Regions from separate parts of the Homo sapiens genome. Here region 2 is linked to region 1. Evidence: chromatin loops called from intact Hi-C (ENCODE). Cell type or tissue: gastrocnemius medialis. All regions are shown on one strand. Links, peaks and the distances in the headings refer to the core of each region. The heading gives the core; the rest is flanking DNA.

The links. A loop is a pair of places that touch in the nucleus more often than their neighbours do. Peaks named below come from ENCODE experiments on the same cell type or tissue, not always from the same donor. Only the 100,000 strongest peaks of a DNase experiment are listed, where the experiment ranks them.
Region 2: it touches region 1 in a loop (5-fold over the local background); 11 of 110 quality-filtered maps call a loop at or near these places.

The regions. Positions count from the first base shown.
Region 1 is chr12:13,018,451-13,028,423 of GRCh38, reverse strand. GPRC5D-AS1 (GPRC5D and HEBP1 antisense RNA 1) reads right to left here. Exons shown (of 3, transcript NR_149067.1): 3 at 5,926-6,410. It also overlaps the pseudogene RPS26P46. Among named protein-coding and RNA genes, the nearest start is that of FAM234B, 21 kb to the left of the region's middle. In gastrocnemius medialis, for the core only: no CTCF peak of the experiment used is centred there; a DNase peak (open chromatin) is centred at 4,079.
Region 2 is chr12:13,229,282-13,239,254 of GRCh38, reverse strand. No RefSeq gene overlaps it. Among named protein-coding and RNA genes, the nearest start is that of EMP1, 38 kb to the right of the region's middle. In gastrocnemius medialis, for the core only: a CTCF peak has its summit at 5,009; a DNase peak (open chromatin) is centred at 8,594.

The DNA.
Region 1 (9,973 bases), core at 874-8,873:
CTCTCACTGCATGGGCTTTAGGTCTTTAAAGACCTTAGATATGGACTCTAAAAGCTGAGGAAATTTCCATTTCCACTAGTAGAGGCTTAAAGACCAAGAATGGCAATTTTCATTATTTTTCTATAGGTATTTTGTCATGAAAGAAATGGCTATTTTTAGAGAAGTGAATGTACTGGGGGTTACTTCAACCTATCTCATCACAGAACTCACTTCATGTTTTTCTACATTGGTTGGCCTGAAAAACCTGAAGTATGTTCTTATTTCTAAGAATGAAGCTATTTTCCTCATTACAAGGCCAACCTTAAATAACAGTAAACATTTTAAAGAAAGGATTTTTGCATGAAGTTTTTCTGCCTGTCTCATATAATTGCTTTCAAATTCTCTTTTTAACCTTAATTTTAATCCTCCGTTTCTGTTCTCTTGTCAGATAAATTGTTGAATATATTTTCCTCCACTCCCCAGTCTTAAAGACCAGGCATTCAAGAGTTTATTTGCTTCTGTTATGAATGTATTCCTTTTTACACCTTAGCCTTACAGATCTGTGGATTTCTTCTCTCTTTTAGTGAATGTGCAAAAAATACAAACTGGCAACATAGAAAAGAAGAGATACAACTGGGACCAATGACCAGATACTACTTTTTCAGATTATTTTTATAATGTTTTAATTTAAAAAGGGATAAAAATATATGGTTCATTTTATTCTATTTTATTTTTATTTTATTATTTTATTTTATTTTATTTTTGAGACAGGGTCTTGCCCTGTGACCCAAGCTGGAGTGCAGTGGTACAATCTTGGCTCACTGCAACCTCCACCTCCCAGGCCCAAGCCTCCCACCTCTACCTCCAGGGTAGCTGGGACCACAGGCAGGTTTCTTTTAATTTTCTCTTTTTGTGTGTATTTTTCAATGAAATAAAATATAATTTATTAATATATGTGCAAAATGAATTTCAGCTATTTCAAATAATGACATAGATCTAAATGTACTAATAATATATAAACATACCAATCATAAGTTTCAGATATATAGAGATGTAATTATCTCTCTACGTATATCTGAAATATGTATGCATTCAATATATGTGTGTATATGTAAAAATGTTAATTTGTGTTTTTAAAGTCTGGAAAGATAAATACTAAACTGTCAAGAGCCGTTATCTCTGGGAGGTATGCTGCCTTGCACCCATGAAGGGAAGGTTCTGCTATCACAGGGGAACTTTCACTTTTGACTCCTTTTTCATCTGTATTGGTAGATAATAAACATACTTCCTGTAAAAAATTGTTTAAAAGCCACCAGTACAAAAATAGAAAACAAAATACAGAGTATACTAAGGACATAGTCAATCAAGAGAAACTATATAAAAATGTAGATATTAATTTTCATCAGAAAACTTTTCTAAGATCTATTTAAGTTGTATTAACTTCCAATTATGTCATCTAGTTTAATTTTATAAACTACCTCTCCTGTTTATTTTAATGTTCATCGTATTTAACTTTGTAGGTGTTTATGCTTGACTTTATAATATTAAAACATTTTCTCTGCATAACTGTAGTGAATCATACAAGATTGAAGAGAAATAATCTGTGATGAACTTGGTATCTTTCCCCTTGTTTACCGTAGGCTGGGGAAATGTAGCTCTTGAGGAAATACTATACATGTTTACCCAAGGCAGAATTTCAGAAAGGTTTTAGAGTTAAAGCATGTCTTCACATGGAATACTTTTTGTTTCCTGGCAAGTAGTCAGTTCTTTATTTTCTTCCCCAGTATGCAGTTCCCAGCTTTGCTGAATCCCTATTTTCCCCAGTCTGAGTCTAATCAGAATCAACCTCCTTGGAATAGTTTCACAGGACATTTGAAAGAGATGATAAATCAGTTTCCCCATCTTTTTTCTCTTAAAAAAATATTCTTTCCCCTTGTTTAATTTTGAAAATCTAATAGAACTTTGAGTTCCTGCAAAGATGGAAAACTGGCATCGGTTACTGGCTTTCTTCCCCAGAATCAAACAAGGAGAAGCTCAGAAGGAAACATAGATTCCAGGAACTAATTACATCAACAGTAAGAAACCCTGGGAGAGGGAAGCTCTGCACCTGAAGGTTGGGGGGAAGAAGGGTTGACTGTAGCCCAGAAGAGAATACTGGCAGGGGACAAAGTTAGCGAGAACAAGATTGCATTTTCCTCTGCCCCTTTCCTACTCTGCTTGGAGACAATGATTGCCTACCTGTTCACCATGGAAATCAGTGAAACAGGAGTCCAGGGGCTCAAAACAGGCAACCCAAATCTCCTACATTTAGGAGTTAATAAAATCAGGGGAGAAATGACCAGCCTAGAGCGTTTACTCTTCCATTCCTTCACCAAACTCCCCGGGTATTAACTTCCAAATTATATGTCTAGCCTGGATCTCACCCTTGAATTCTAGACTAGGGTATCCAAAACTGCCTATTTGTAGTTCTTCTTGCATGTCTAATAGACATCTCAAGCAAAATATGTCCACTAAATTTCTGATATTTCCCCCAAAATTTGTTCCTTTTGCAGTCTTCCACATTGCAATGAGTGATAAATCTATCCTTCTAGTTAAGGACTCCATTACTTTCCAAATCTGCTTGCACCGTCTTCAATTTATATCTCAATAAATTCACAAAAAGAATTGTGAAGCTCTAGAAAGGAATACAATCTCTAAGCATCATTACAAAGTGAATTCCATGAAGCATGATTAAGTGAAAAAAAGCAAGGAGCAGATTAAGGTGTATAGTATTCTACCTTTTACCTAAGAAAGGAAGGAATGCGAATATATCTATCTATACATATATATAGTTTTTTTTAATGGAAGAATAACGGGCTAGGTACAGTGACTCATGCCTGTAATCCCAACATTTTGGGAGGCCGAGGTGGGAGGATTGCTTGAGCCCAGGGGTTCAAGGTTACAGGGAGCTGTGATTGTGCCATTACACTCTATCCTGGGTGACAGAGCAAGACCCTGTCTCTACAAAAACAAACAAACAAAAAACTGGAAGAATAAATTAAACTCTAATGAAAAATGGAAGGAAAAAACAAGTTGGAATAGGGTTAGAAGTTAGTTAAACTTCTCTGAATATACTTTGTTTTAGAGCTTTTGACTTACAAACCACATAAATGGTTTACATAATTAAAAAATAAAATTAAATCAAGGTGGGAAAATATCCGTTCCTAAAAATTGGAAACAAAATTAATACTAAGTTGATGGTTTAACTATTAACATATAGAGAACGTGACATCCAATTAATTCAATAACTTCAAAACATATTAATTTGACTGTACCCTCCTAGCGGGATATATTCTAAGGGAAAAGTAGAATTGCAAAGAAATCTTAAATTGTATTCAGGGATCATATTGTTAATAACAATATTGATATAGTGAGTATGAAACTATTATACACACGTAGATGATAGGGTATAGCAAATAAGTAATTTTGTAATGATGTTTGAAACAATTATATATACAAATAGAACAGGTTAAACTGTGTTAAATTAAGTTAAAGCTGCCTCCTTATGTATTTTAAGTTTGACCTAAAGGTTTCTCCTTATATAGTGAACTGTAACCTAACTGGATATGTAAACAGACTGTAACCTATCACAGGTCGCCAACTGTTGAAACCATGTTCAAACACTGAGCTGTAACCAATCCAGCTGTTTCCGTACCTCACTTCTGTTTTCTGTCCACCACTTTCCTTTTTCTGTCCATAAATATTATCCAACCACGTGACAGCTCCACAGTTGCTCCAAATCTATTCTGGATCCAGGAGATGGGAACGCTGCCTGATTTGTGAATCGCTCTTTGCTCAATTGAACTGTTTAATATGTCTAAAATTTTTCTTTTAACAAGCAAATAAGTAATTATGTTAATTAGTAAGAGTAAAGAAGTGCAAATATAAAATCAAAGAAGGTAGGTAAAGAAAAACTGTAATATTTTATTTGAATTAGAAATATGAGTACTAATTCATGAGGTATTTCTCTTTTTCATTAAACAAAAACATATTTCTAGCTCTGTCCAGGGAACAGGACTTCATACATTGACCAACCCAACAGCAACGAGGACCTCTAGTGCCAGATCGTGATCTCTGAAGGGCTCCTTGGGAAAATGGATGATTTCATGTCTGGAGCAGGAATGAGCCTAGAAGACTTTGTCATACTAGAAAACAAGAAAGCTACTAAAGTCTGCTGGATTCATGTTAAAAGGTCACAGGAACCAATTTGAAGGCACTCACAATAGCCAAAATGGGACATTATCAATAAGAATAATGAGTACAACAGACAGACTTAAATATGTTAAAATCCATAAGTTCATAATGATACTTTAAAAAAAGTCTCATTGATCATCTCTAAAGGATAAAAAAGAACCAAATGCTTTTTCCAAAAATGGAAATGTGAGAGTTATATCCCATGGGACAATCCTCGGCCAGCAACATGTAGGAGTCAGCGGTAAATATTCCCTTCTTCCCCTTCAAGTAGATGATTCTTAAGTGCGCTGCACATGACTTCCCAGACGGTCCCTAACAAGGATTAATCTCCAGTTCTCCACAGTGCCATCCACTCAGTAAGGTGCTCTTAAGTTATCTTTCCCTCCTTTCCTGCTTCATTCTTCCCTCATTCTTCTTTGGAGAATCATTTTCCAAAATAATGACCATCACACAAGCCTTGTCTCAGGCTCAGCGCTTTGAAGAAACCTAAGCTAAACAGTTGGTACTAGAAGTAGCTCTACATAATGGAATACTAGTCAGCCTTGAAAACAGAACAAGGGAATCCTGTCATTTGCAATAACATGGATGAACCTGGATGACATTTTGTTAAATGAAATAAGCCAGACCCAGAAAGACAAATACCACATGAACTCACTTATATGTGAAATCTAAAAAAATCAAACTCATTGAGGCAGAGAGTAGAATGGTGAGGGGTAGGTGGATCATTAAGGAGGATGTCAGTCAAAAGATATAAAATTTCCATTTCATAAGAGGAATAAGTTTAAGAGATCTATCACAGAATATAATGATGTTAGATGGTGATTGTGGAACATGAGTATGGTTATAACAACATGTGGTGTACTTGAAAATTGCTAAGAGTAGATTTTATGTGTTCTTGCCACAAAAAATAAGTATATGAGATAAAACATATGTTAATTCACTTGGAACTTAATGTCCTGATAAGAACACTTGGAGTCAGTCCTAAAATGCTGTTGGGATGACTCCTCGAGGCTTGGATACAGTGTCAGTCTCCCGTGAGATAGAGATGCTGGAATTGCCTCAACAGAGTATTGAGAAAGGTGTCAACAAGTCCAGAAAAGTATAAATATTAAAATCCTTTGTGATGTGAATCAGAGAACCTACCACCTGACTAGGTCCCCCAGGAAGGCCCAAGTAATAACCGGTACATAATAACAGTGGTGGTGAGGCGCCAGCATCTTTTGAGGTCAGCCATAAGTGTCCCTCAGTACATCTGTATATCACATTTGAGAGAAAGAGATTTTGCAATGGAATTGTGCTATTATCAACGGGGATGATAAGATTCAAGAATAGCAGAGACCAGATGGTGGCGTCTAATCTTAAGAGTCAAGAGGAACATAATTACTGTAATACAGACCAAAGCTAGAGTGACAGTCAAGGTTTCTTGACCTACTAGGATCTGTGGCAATGGCTAATAAGAGCAATACAGAAGGGCAACCAATTAGACTACTGCTTGGTTTATATGACCACACAAAAATTGAAAGCTAGTGAGCAAAAGGCTGATGTCAGTCACCAAATGGGTAATTACAATCCTTTGTTTCAGATCTTAGGCCAGTTCTCAGAACCAAAGCCTACTGATTGAAAAGGAAGTCTAACCTCCTTGATAAGGAATCCTGCAATGCCACTGCAAATACATACAATAAGCATGGTTGCATTCCCTCCCCAAAGGGACCTGCAGCCTTTTCCCAGATACACTAGGGAAAACGGAAATACCCAGATTTTTGAGGGCTATTAGACACACAGTCTTAGCTGATAATTCTGCCAGGGGGCCTGAAATGCCAGCATAGTCCCCAAGTTAGAGCAGAAGCTTATGAAAGCCAGGAGATATATGGAGTCCCAGTCCAAGTCTACTTCACATGGGCTACATAAACCTACCAGTGATGGTTAGGCCCCTGAGTGCATAATTGGGATGGTTATAATTAAAAACTGGAAAAGTCCTCAGATTTCTCTCTTGACCTGTTGAATAGAGCTATTATGGTAAAAATGGCCAAGTGGAAGCCTCTAAGCTCACCCATATCTTCTCTTCCAGCCATGATGGTATATCAGAAGGAAAGCCACATCTTGGAAAGAATTACAGAAATTAGTGCCACCTTTAAAAAAGGAAAGGAGGCAGGGATAGTGGTCTCCATAACATTCCAGTTTAATTTGCTTTTCTGGCCCTGAAAGAAAGAAAAAGAAAAAAATTAACTGGCTGCTGGACTACTACTATGAACTTACAAAAATTGAACCGTTATTGTAGTCCCATACCCAGCTGCTATACCATTGCCATTGCAAACCAGATACATTGCAATATGGCACATGTTACTGAAATAGACAACACAGCTCTGTATTGCTTGGTCTACATTATTGAGTTGGCAAGGGCGTTCTTTTCAATCCTCAGCAAGAAAGAGGGCCAAATGTTTTTCAGGTTTTTGCTTTTAATGTGAGATGAGCAGCAACTCCTTTACTGTTTTGCCCCAGGGCTCTGTTAACTATCCTACTCTTTGGCATATTTCACCACGGAGCAGCACTTTCACCTGACCCAGAACTCAAAGAGCTGAAGGAGTCTCCAGTCTGTACCTCCAAGACGACAAAGAAAAGAAGGAACAATGGTCGTGCCAAAATGGGCCATGGCCACATGCAGCTTATTTGCTGCACGAACTGTGCCCAATGCGTGCCCAAGGACAAGGCCATTAAGAAATTCGTCATTTGAAACATAGTGGAGGCTGCAACAGTCAGGGACATTTCTGAAATAAGCATCTTCGATGCCTATGTGCTTCCCAAGCTGTATGTGAAGCTGCATCACTGTGTGGGTTGTGCGATTCACAGCAAAGTAGTCAGGAATTGACCTCGTGAAGCCCATAGTGACCAAACACCCCCACCCAGATTTAGACCTGCGGATGCTGCCCCACGACCCCCACCAAGCCCATGTAAGGAGCTGTTTTTTGTTGTTGTTGTTGTTGTTGTTGTTGTTGTTGTTGTTGTTTTTGAGACAGAGACTTGCTCTGTCACCCAGGCTGGGGTGCAGCGGCGCGATCTCGGCACACTGCAAGCTCCGCCTCCCGGGTTGACGCCATTCTCCTGCCTCAGCCTCCCGAGTAGCTGGGACTACAGGCGCCCGCCACCACGCCTGGCTAATTTTTTGTATTTTTAGTAGAGACAGGGTTTCACCGTGTTAGCCAGGATGGTCTCGATCTCCTGACCTCGTGATCTGCCCGCCTCGGCCTCCCAAAGTGCTGGGATTACAGGCATGAGCCACCCCGCTCGGCCTAGGAGCTGCGTTCTTAAAGACTGAAGACAGACTATTCTCTGGAGAATAATAAAATGGGAATTATACTTAAAAAAAAAAATGAGCTGAAGGAGCTGAGGATCCACGCCAACAAGGTAAATCAGCAGATCAGTGATAATGTGTCTGGGTTGCAATGGCAATTGATGCCCTACACTGTCCTTTAGAGCATTAAAGGTGACTGCTTCTTCATTTCCACACTTAAAATCTTGAACAAATTTCTTTTGTGGCCAGCTCCAACCTGGAACCACACAAGGAAGGAAATTCTGAGAATTGTTTGACTTTAGCTGGGTTAAAACAGCATACAACCATGACGTCAACTTTCTTGAGTACAGTGAAAATTATCTCAGACAGTAGTTTTCAAATTTTATTGTGCAAAAGATTCACCAGACATTCTGATTGTCTGTTGCTGTATAATAATCCTCCTTCACACGAATGCCATAAAACAGCCATTTTATTATACCTAAGGATTCTATGGGTCAAGAATTCCGACAAAGCGCAGTGAGGATAGCAAGTCTCTGCTTCACAATGTCTGGGCGATGCCACTGGAAAGGTTTAAGCAGTTGGGGATGTCTCAAATGTCTGCGGATGAAGTCTTCTTCACTGACATGTCTGGTACCTGGGCTAGGATGATTCGAATGTTGGGCTTAACTGGGATTATCAACCAAGCTTTTTCATGTGGCCTCTCCATGTGGCTTAGGTGTTCTCACAGCATGGCAGCCTTCTTACATGATGGCCCAGGGCTCCAAGGGCAAGTGTACCGGCAAACAATGCAGTAGCTGCACGGCCTCTCTGACTTAACTCAAAAGTCATGCTCCGTCATTTCTGCCACCTTCTATTAGTTATATAAGTGAGTGGCTGAAGCAAGTCCAGATTCAAGGGGAAGTGGAGGTAGACCCCACCTCTCAATGGAAAGAACATCAAAGAACTTGAGGTCATCTATCACACTGAAACCTTCAAAATGCAGATTCCATCTTTTCAATTAAATACGGTGGTATAAAAGCAGAATTTCTCTATTGCCTCTTAGAAAATTATCCAAAAATAGCAAGGAGAAGGAGAAACGCAAATACAAACATAATACTTAACAGTTAAAACCTTGAACCTCAAAGTATGCAAAAGAATGCCAAAGGTAGAGAAGATTAAGCAGGGATTCAAAAAAATTCAGAGAGGGAGCAATCACTCAGGATTGTACATCTCAGAAAGAAGTGGCAAAGACATTTCACCAAGGTTAAGGGCATGCACTGAAGTACAAAATCAAAATCACTTGTTTGCACCAATGGGAGCTGGGATGCACAGGTCGATTTTTAAAAATTATGTAGGTTTAAAAGAAGAATCCCTTGATGCAGCCATATTCACTTCCTCCACATTCTCTTCCTCTTCTCCTCCTTCTCATCATCTGTCCATGGAGTATTAAGAAAAGAGACAATTTACATTGGGAACAGATTTTATCTGGTTGGGTGTGGGAAAGGCTAAATAAACTCCCATATAAACCTGAGAATTGTTTCTTAAAATTTCCATAGCTTGAAACACATTCTTGCCCCTTTTCCACATTGACTTACCATGAATCGCTGATACAGTAAACACTGTATTCATTTTAAACTAAGTATTCAAGGGCTGGGCACAGTGGCTCATGCCTGTAATCCCAGCACTTTGGGAGGCAGAGGTGGGTGGATCACTTAAGGTCAGGAGTTCGAGACCAGCTTGGCCAACATGGTAAAACCCCATCTCTACTAAAAACACAACAATTAGCCAGGCGTGATGGTGCATGCCTGTAATTCCAGCTACTTGGGAGGCTGAGGAAGGAGAATCCCTTGAACCCAGGAGGCGGAGGTTGCAGTGAGCCGAGATCACAAAACTGCACTCCAGCCTGGGTGACAGAGCAAGATTCAGTCTCAAAAAAACAAAACAAAAAAAAAACAAGTTTTCAAAATAGAACCAACACAGGAGCTGTCTAGAAATATAAGAGGAAAAAAAATCAAGAAAAGGAACAGAAAAAGAATGGGCCAAAAAACACCAGAAAAAATATCCCTATAGAGCAGGTGAAAATTTAGGCCAAATATTTTGTCATGAATTATAAAAATTTAATGAAACAATTATCACTGTAGAACAAAACTAAAAAGCAGAAATACAAAAACTCAACAGAGCTCAGTTAGAAGCAGAAATAAAAATATCAGAGAAATGAAAAAAATGAGGGAAAGAATAGACTACGGAAACTGAAAAAGAAGGCAGGAATGAGAAAAGCAAGCAGAGCTGAACAAACATGGAAATAATAGAGTAAAATGTGAATGTTATGAAGCTCTACAGTGTATAATCAGCAAAAATTGAGTGGCAACCAAGAGGGAAGGGAGAAAGTAGTAAGTAATTTGATTTCTTCATCATTTAGAGTCAGAAGTAAAAAATATAACTTAAAAATGATAAATTAATAATAAAACCGTAGTACATTTACTAGTTCAAAGG
Region 2 (9,973 bases), core at 969-8,968, 210 kb before region 1:
AACTGAGGTACAGGAGGTCATACAAGTAACTTAAGGTCATACAACTAGTAAGATTCAGAGCCTGGATTTGAACTCAAGAAGTTTGACTGCAAAGCTTATAATCTTAACCATTGCTACTCTCCATATCTTTGTGATTGCATTGGCTTTGGAAATAAAGGGAAGATCTACAATGACATCTTAAGATGGAGCGGACCAGAAATTGTGGTGCACTGTGGAGAGGCAAGGTGAGCCCAGCAGGAGAAACCTGGGATAATCTGCAGTAAGCCCTTGGCAATGATTTCAGGAGAATATACGCACTTCCTGGGGATGCCTAGAAGCCATCGAGAAGTAGCCTAGAGTTCCCACAGTATCATAGGACAGAGATTTTTAAGGAGAAATTTGCATATGAAAAAGAATGGGTTCTGCTTCTGTGAAATGTGATAATATATGCACGGTGATTTTCACTATGCTTGGATGCTCAGTAATTGGTCACTATATATGTTAAGTCTTCCTGCCCTTTTCTGATACTCTTTCTAACATCCCTTGAAGGGCAGTCCAAATTTTCACTCAATTACCATCATTCAGCTAACATTCACTGTCTGTTACTTGCAGGTCAGCAAGTTGACTCTATGGCACAAGCTTCCCCTTTTCTGGCAATGTTACTTCTGAGCCATGTTTGCAGCCTCCTAAGATGCTTTGCATACTGGAAAATAATTAAACTTACCCACAGATAAATAAACCAGAGTGAATCCATTTTTCTCTATTAATAAAGATTTATGTGAATATTTTTAATGAAGGTAACTGAAAGCAGGTGGAGGAATACGAAGTGTGTACGAAGCAGTTAGTAGTCAACTCGGCAGAGATCGAAGTGTGTCAGACTAAAACAAATATTAGTAAGAACAACATGTGGTCATTTTGCGCCTTTGTAGGAGGAAAGCCAATGAGAAACTTCAGTGTGGAAACATAACTGCTCTCCCACCAAACCCAAAAAGAAGCTAAACTGCTTATCAGGCATGGCGAGTATATGGTATGCGGTCAGCCTTATTAGCATATCTTAATTGAGAATTAGACCGTCATGGCAGAACACATTGTAAGTTTAAAACTTGGGAGACAAAATAATTCATTGAAATTCCCAAGGCACATCTTGTTTCCTACCTATTCCTTGAAATGTTTTCCTTTTTTTTCTCTCTTTGTTTTCCTGTTATTCATTTCTTCCTTCTTTCTTCTACCTTCAGCCATGCTCTCAACTTTCCTGTTCACTATCTAAATCCCTCCTTTTATACAATTATGTTTGTGATATATTTCCGCAATTATCAGAAGTTATTACTTCTTTTCTCTCCCCTCTCTGCTTTATATTGCTTTTCCTTTATCTTTGCCTCCCATTATTCATTCTCATTCATCTTTTTCATTGTCTTTCTCCCCTCTCATTCCCTCTGTCTTTTCCCCTCTACCTCTCTGTCACTCACTCTCACAAGCTCAATCTCACATACAAATTAAATTATTATAAAGAATTTCTTTGCTGGTTACAAATTCCATTCGTGCCCAGGGACTTAGGATTGCATAAGATTGGATGCATCTCACGCCCCGTTGCTCTAAACTGAAAATGTTTTCTTGACCCCCTCTCACTTCACACTACTGGAGGAATAGCATTATCCGTTATCTCCCCAGAGCAGCGATGGGAGGAACATACTGCTGAATATACATTTGGCCATGACTGCATCCATATTATGGAAGACATCATTTGCTCTTAGAACAGAGGACATCAGCACCGGCATTCACAGCCTCATCTGTTAAGTGTGTTTCCCTCATTCTGCAGTTGCTTAGCTCAGACCGGCGAGTACCTGGTGGGCAACCCTTCCTCTGAACTTGGTGGGGAATCATACAATCTGTTGAACTTGGCTCACATATAGCCTAGGAATGGGTACCCCAAATATTCCAGCACTGGTAGTAGTACTGGTAGGTGGTGTGTTTGAAACACAATCTCAAATAAAACAAAGCAACCATATCCCATGGAACTGGCTGTTTATCTCACATACTTGATCTGGTTGGGAGATGAATCAATGAGATCTGAAGTATTTTCCAGGGTACATACACAATGCTGTTGGTCTAGGCCTTGGTGTTATTCTCATGAGTGGTAGTCTAAATTGCAGAGCCATGCAGAGGGACTTATATTTGCCAGGAACGTATTAACTATATACTGCTTTCTGGGTAGTGGCTGGGACTTTGGAATAATTATTCTACAAGTTCACATGAGCATGAAAGATCTGACCCTGGGTGGGTCTTGGGGGCATTTTCTCTTCATGGCAAGCCTTGATAATGCCAAGCTCTAGCTGGCCCCTTAAGAAACCTCTGAGCCTTGGCCAGGGATGATTTTCAAGGTCTCTGACAGATCAGTAGTAAACAAAAAGTATCCCTGGACAGTCAAGAAGAAACCCCAGTTAATTGGTCTTCAAAATACCTAAGATCAGGCCAGGCACAGTGGCTCACACATGTAATCCCAGCACTCTGGGAGGCCTAGGCAGGTGGATTGCTTGAGCCCAGGAGTTCAAGACAAGCCTGAGCAACATGGCAAAACCCATCTCTACAAAAAATACAACAAATTAGCTGGGCATGATGGTGTACACCGGTAGTCCCAGCTACCCGGGAGGCTGAGGTGGGAGGATCGATAGAGCCAAGAAGGTCAAGGCTGCAGTGAGCCGTGATGGTGTCACTGAATTCCAGCCTGGGTGACAGAGTGAGCTGCTGTCTCAAAAAAAAAAAAAAGTAAAGAAAGTACTTAAGATCCAAGCTTGGCCTAGGATTATTCAGAAACCCTAGGGAATGTGGAAACCTGTCCCAATCCCACCAGACTCTAATTACTCTAGAAACTACACTCAGGTATTTAGTTTACACTGCTATAAGCCATAGAACTAACTGTTAACTTTATGACATGTCTTGCTTATTAAGCCACATGGTGCAAGTCAGGGATGTAATATGGTTAATCTCCTTTTTTTAAGTAGGATGTGCCCAAGAGAATATATATATATATATTCCTTCACCCAGAAATAGAGACACAGACCCAGAGACAGGCTCATGCTTAACGCCTACCATGAAACTCCTACCAGTCTCTATGGTGGTAGGATCTCTGACGGAGGTTGGGTCTCTGATGGAGGTTGGGTCTCTGATGAAGGTTGGGTTGTTGGGACCTGGTCTGATGTAGCTCTCTACATGGAATTGACAGTAGATATTCCAAGCTTAGCCACCTGCTGCTATCTTCTGAGCAAGAAGGGGCTCTAATGTATAAAATCTATCAAAGAACATAGAAAGGTTTCCTCTCTGAGCCAGGCAAGTAATCTCCCCAATAGCCAAGAAGAGTAACAGAAGATGTGCACCCTATAATGCTGGTCTTGGGGTGTAGGTGTATGAAACAGAAAAACAGGCCACAAATATGCAACTTCAAATTTAACTTCTTCTGAGGCATTTTTCTGGAAAACCTTCAGCTCTATGGGTATGACTCAATTAGTGTTCACTGAACATTTAACTTATTGGAAATATCGGAAATCAAATAATATTTCCAAATTTCAGGTGAAAAAACTGAGTCAAAAGATCACTAAGAGACACAACAAAGTGACTCAGAAAAAAAGATGAATTTATGTATCTGGTTTCTGAATCTCTAGGACTATTGTGTTCACTACAGAATACTAAATGCTTTGTCTCAAAATCCATTGAAAGATTGTATAGTTGCATAAGCTCCATTCATCTCAGCTACTAGTAACCCACAGTTATCTTGGGATACAAACCAAAGAAATATGAAATGCAACTAAATTTCAAAAAAGAAATAGTGTTGCAGGAATACAATTTCCCAAACACATGTTAGTTAATATTCCAGTATTAACTTTTACACTTTGCCTTTTATCTTGGCATGTCAAAGTACATAAACCATTATTCTAAGATCTTCGCCTTCATTCTCTCAAGATAAAAAAGGAGATTCAGAAATAATTGTGCCCAGTAATCCCCTAAGGAAACTAAAGCTCATAGAATTTCAGTGGAAGCTCTGCTTCCAGTTTAAAGTAACTCTGCACCCCAGGTTGCCCAAGGCCATGCCAATTTCAAAGATTCTGTCCCAATATCACCACATGTGGCCTCTCACTTCTCAGACTAGCCTGACTAGGCTCTGGGAAACATGGACTCTAGCTTCCAATACTCATTGACCCATTTAACAGATGTTAATGACCTACTGTGCACATGACAGGGTTAAAGTAAATAAAACTCCATCATGTCTTGGTGGAAATATGAACAATTATGCCCATTAGCATTGTTCGAGAGGCTAGTAGGCATAATTGCTATATTTCCACCAAGACATAATGGTGCAGGGGAGGGCGGGGCAGGAGGCAGTTCATGGAAGATGGAGCCTTGGAGCTGGCTCTGAGTGGGACAGGATTCAACTGTCAGGTAAAAGTGGGAGCAGAGCACTTCAGGTAGAGAGAACAGCATGAAGGCCGACAGGGCTTTGATGATGTAGAGGCGTAGTTTTGAGGAATGGTCCAGATGCCTTAGGCATGAGCATGCAATGATTGAGGAGGCGGGAGTGTAGAAGAGAGTGAAACTAGAAAGCCAGGTAGAACCCAGGCTTTGAAGTGTCCCGGATGCCAGGCTGAGGAGCTGGGACTTTATTCTTCATACAGTAGGGAGCCATTGCTTGTTTTTAAGCAGAGTGGTGGCCTGAGAAAATATGAACATCAGGAAAATGTATATGTGGAGAAGGAGAATGTGTGGAGGGGAGATCAATTACAAGCTGATATTTTTAGATGGGAGGAGGCAATAAGCCAGATAAGACGCTGGGGTTTGAACGAGGCCAGGCAGTAAGGTCACAGACGGGGATGCAGATTTCAGGAAAGGCTGGATATGGAGACCGTAATTTCTGTGGCCTAGACTTTTTATCTGAACTTGAGGCTGGTGTTTCTCCTCCTGAAACGACTTGAGAATGACCCACAAACAGGTTTCCAATAATGTCCTCCCAACTCCACAATGTGTCATATCAGAAGTGGCCACCAGGAGATGCAGTTACATTAACAACTGTAGTAGAAACCAGAAAAGGAAAAGGTCCTGTAGGGGTGCAGATGCAGAGAATTAGAGCAGAACATGGATGGGAAGGGTGAGGGGCAGTAGGGCTGTCCAGGTGGGAGAGACTTGGCCCAATGCATGGAATTTTTACAGTTTCAGGAAACGGGCCAGAGACGATGGAAAATTGCATTAATGTTGTTACTACTACACAGCATACCATGCACATGTGCTATGAGCATTTCTATTGTTTCTAATCTATATGTGAATTGTAAACAAGGACTAGGCATAATCTCATCTTATAGCCAACAAAACCAAGTCTGAGTTACACACATATTGCATCTCAGTGAATAAATTTCTCAGATACTATATATATGCCAAGCACTTGACATGCGGTGTGTGACCAAGACAACCCTGCCTCATGAAGCATATGTGACACAAGGGAGTGGGAGATAAACAAAGACCAAGTGAGCAAACCAATGAATAGGACAATTCACTAATGGTAACTGCTATGAAGGTAACAGCATGGTAGTATTGTAAAGTATAGCAGGAATAGTGGGCCTGGGAGGCCTTCATTTATTTCATAAACGAAAGCCTCTCTAAGCAGGTGCCACTGAGTTGGCATCTGAATGATGAGAATAAACCAATCAAGTGAAGACCTGCAGAAAGAGGACTGCAGGCAGGGAGAACAGCAGGTACAAAAACCCAGTGGAGAGAATAACCTTGACATTCTCCTGGGACAGTAAGGGCTGAGTGGGCTGGGCACTGTGGCTCATGCCAGTAATCCCAGCACTTTGGGAGGCCGAGGTGCACAGATCGCTTGAGCTTAGGAGTTCAAGACCAGCCTGGGCAACATGGCAAAACCCCATCTCTACTAAAAATACAGAAATCAACTGGGCATAATGACGTGTGCCCATAGTCCCTGCTACTCAGGAGGCTGAGGTGGAAGGATCAGTTGAGCCCAGGAGATTGAGGCTGCAGTGAACCATGATTGCGCCACTGCACTCCAGCCTGGGAGACAGAGTGAGACCCTGTCAGAAAGAAAGGGAAAGAAGGCGAGGGGAGGGGAGGGGAGAGGAGAGGAGGGGAGGGGAGGGGGAGGGGAGGGGAGGGGAGGGGAGGGGAGAAGGGAAGGCCAGGGTGGGCTGGGCACAGTGAGTGAGGAATGACTGGTAAAAGACGAATTGGAGGGGTGGGGCGGCCAGAGCCCAATTGGCCATGAAAGTGATTACAAGGAATTTAGATTTTTTTACAGGGAGTTATTCCAACTTAGGTCCAGACCCATACCTAACATGTTTGAGGCCCAAAACAAGAGTTTAAAGGGAAACCCTAGGCTATCTTATAAAGGTTCTTCATCCTCTGTGCCCACTATTCCAGTGTAAATGTCCCCAGAAAGACACACGAGAGCTCATGCCCATGAACACCTAGTGGGCTGCTGAATGCCAGTGAAGATTGGTTGAGCATACGAGGAGGCCAAGATATTTTCAGCTGGCAGCAGAAAGGTCAAGTGAAATGGATTGCAAGGGGGTATGTCCCCAGGACAAACTTCACCCACTGCACTTATGTCTGGAGCAGAATGTGCTGTGAGAGGTGGAGACAAGATAAGAGTCCAGCTTGACCTACTGGTGAAAGAATAGATGAGGGAAAGTATATTAGTTATCTATTGCTGTGTTACAAACTTCTCCAGACTTAGCGGTGTAAAGCAACAGTAAGTATTTCTTATCTCATACAGTTTCTATGGGTCAGGAATCCACAAGCGGCTTGGCTGAGCAGTTCATGTTTAGTATCTCTTATGAGGCTCCAGTCAAGATCTTGGCCAGGGCTGCCGTCATCTGAAGGCTTGACTGGGGCTAGAGGATCTGCTTCTAAAATGGTCCACTCACCTGGCTGGCAAGATGAATGAAGCAGGAGGCCTCTGTTACCAGAGTTCTCCACTGGGCTGCCTAGGAGTCCCCATGTGTATTAGCCTGTTTTCACGCTGCTGATAAATACATACCTGAGACTGGGAAGAAAAAGAGGTTTAATTCAACTTATAGTGCCACATGGCTGGGGAGGCCTCAGAATCATGGCAGGAGGTGAAAGGCACTTCTTACATGGAGGTGGCAAGAGAAAAATGAGAAAGAAGCACAAGCAGAAACCCCTGATAACACCATCAGATTTCGTAAGACTTATTCACTATCACAAGAATAACACGGGAAAGACCAGCCCCCATGATTCAGTTACCTCCCCCTGGGTCCCTCCCACAACAAGTGGGAATCCTGGGAGCTAAAATTCAAGTTGAGATTTGGGCGAGGACACAGACAAATCATATCACCATGGCATGGCAGCTGGCTTTCCCCAGATCAATGAGGGTGCAAGGCTGCTGTGTGTTTTATGCTCTAACCTCAGAAGTCCCTCTACAATATTCTACTGGTTACATAGGTCAGCCTTATCCAAGTGGGAAGAACTACACAAGGGCCTGATCACCAGGAAATGAGAATCCGTGTGGGTGATCGTAGAGCCTGGCTTCCACAGGAAGTAAGAACATTTATCAAGAGTACGTAATCTTACTACAATATCTCCTTTTATTCTTCCAACAACTATAGGAATTAGTTACCACCTTTCCTTATAAGAAAGACTAGGCTCAGAGAACTTCAGTAAAAGTTGCCCCAAAGTCAGTTATTACGTGGCAGAGCTAACTGTCAAACATAGATCTGACTGACTCCAAAATCACAAACTGTTAAACTACATAACGCTCTCTTCCTAGGTGAAAAGAAAAAGCATGTTGTTAGGTGAGCATTCAGGTTGAGCAGAAGAAAAGATAAGTGAAATGACCCCCAGGATTCTAGCTCTATCTGTGAATACTTGGGCAAGTTACTTAACCGTTTTGTGCTTCAATTTACTTATCTCCAACATGGGACTAATACTGGTACCTACTTAGAGAGTTGTAAGGATGAAAGGAGCTTACAGTTGCAAAGTGTTTAAAATGATGCCTGGCACATAGTATGTGTCATATGGGTATTTTTATAAATAAACCAGTCAAAATCTTGATCAATAAACCAGTAGTACTGACATCTCTCCATATTTTCATTCCCGCTCAAGTAATTCTCTAATCTGCCTTACACTTTGAAACTCTTTGTCCACATTAATCTTGATTTTTTTGTAAAGATGAGGCCTCACCACATTGCCTACGCTGGTCTTGAACTCCTGGACCCAAAGTGATCCTCCTGCCTCAGCCTCCCAAAGTGCTGGGATTACAGGCGTGAGCCACCATACCCCACATCAATCTTTATCTGAAAGTTCCAAGAAGATGGAGTTGTCTGGATTGCAGTAGGTAACAATGACCAACCATTGTAAATATCTATCATAAGCATTAGAATGGTTTTCCAGCATGTCTCTCTCCTGCCTCCATCGTGAGCCAGCAAAAAACTTGTCTTTTTCTTTTCAAGTCCCCTGTGACTTGCACAACATCCAGTTCACAAATAAATGAAGGACACACACATACGGTATTAATAATACTATTTTTGGTGATGATATAATGGCTCCCAGATGCACCAAGGGGGCTCCTGGAACATCTTTCCATAGGCGGGGCTGCTCCCCAGCATCTGGATGGGCCCTCCTCCCACTGTGGGCTCCTCCTACCAAGGAAGGGCTATTTTTAAACTTGGGTGGGTAGATGACTAGCCACCTTATTTCCAAAGGGTGGCTGAGAATACGACGGCCATGACCTTTTGGACTAGAGCAAAAATATATGCATGACAAGGGAAATCCTGTACCCTTTTCTGGCTTTGTCCTTTACCACCATCCTTCCCGGTTCCAGTTTGTTCACATTGCCTTCTTGCAAGCTAAAAAAAAAAAAAAAAAAAGGAAGAGAAGGAAGGAAGGAAGGAAAAAAGGAGGGAGGGAGGGAGGAAAGAAGGAAGGTAGGAAAGAAGGAAGGAAGGAAGGAGAAGGAAGGAAGGAAGAAGGAAAATTTTTGAATGTGTTATCCATACTTTTTATAAAAGCCCATCGTTTTTTGTTACATCAGGAAGCCTGTGAAGGGGCTGAGAGCCTTGGGAATCATAATAGCAACATAATGAAAGCAAGTCAGGATTTAGTTATTCTGCAGTAAAAACACATTTTTGCTTAATATCATTTAAAACAAAATGTCATTTTTGCAAAATGTAAGGAAGTACTACAGAGCATCAGAACAATCTTATGAGACTCCCATATAATTTTTAACTGGTTTACCTCCTTCCTAATTTACTAATGAAAAGGATTATAAAACACGACCATGTTATACCTTCTGTCCTTTTTTGAAAAGTAAAATTGAATCTCTTTTATAATAAAATCGAAAGGGTAAATTAATGACTTTCATTCCCCCTCCCCCCGCTCAAAAAAAAAAAAAAACTTTTTTGATGAAATGACCTTGATCTAACCTGTTCTGTCTATGGGCTTTAACAGCATCAAGAGTATGTCTAACAGGGCGTGAGCAGGATAGTGATATTTTGGCATAAGAGCCCTGGTGTCCCCAGTGGCTCACAGTGGGAAATCTGCCAGTCTTCAATACCTGATTTCTGTCTCAGGCAGCCTTCCTTCCTGCTGAAGAGATCTGAGACCTGCAAAGTAGAACGCTAAGTCTTTCCCTGACATCTAGTGTCAACGTGTGAAATGAAAGACTGGAAATCAGACACCCACTAGGACAAGGATTTTAATTTATTTGTTAACTGGGTTAACGAGTAGCATTCCTCAAGGTTGCCTCTTGGTCTAGTAACCCTGAGAGGTCCATCAGGGAATAGCCAGCAGATTCCCTACCTCACAGCCCCCAGACAGAAGGGGTGGAGAGGCACCTGGGAGATGAAAATGCATCACTTTTCTCATTGTACAAGATCCCTTATTGATCCAAGACTGATATCACATCCTCTGTGCTTATGTATCTCCTGGCTGAAAAAAGTCAGAAATCATTGCTTATATCTTAATAAACTGTCTTATC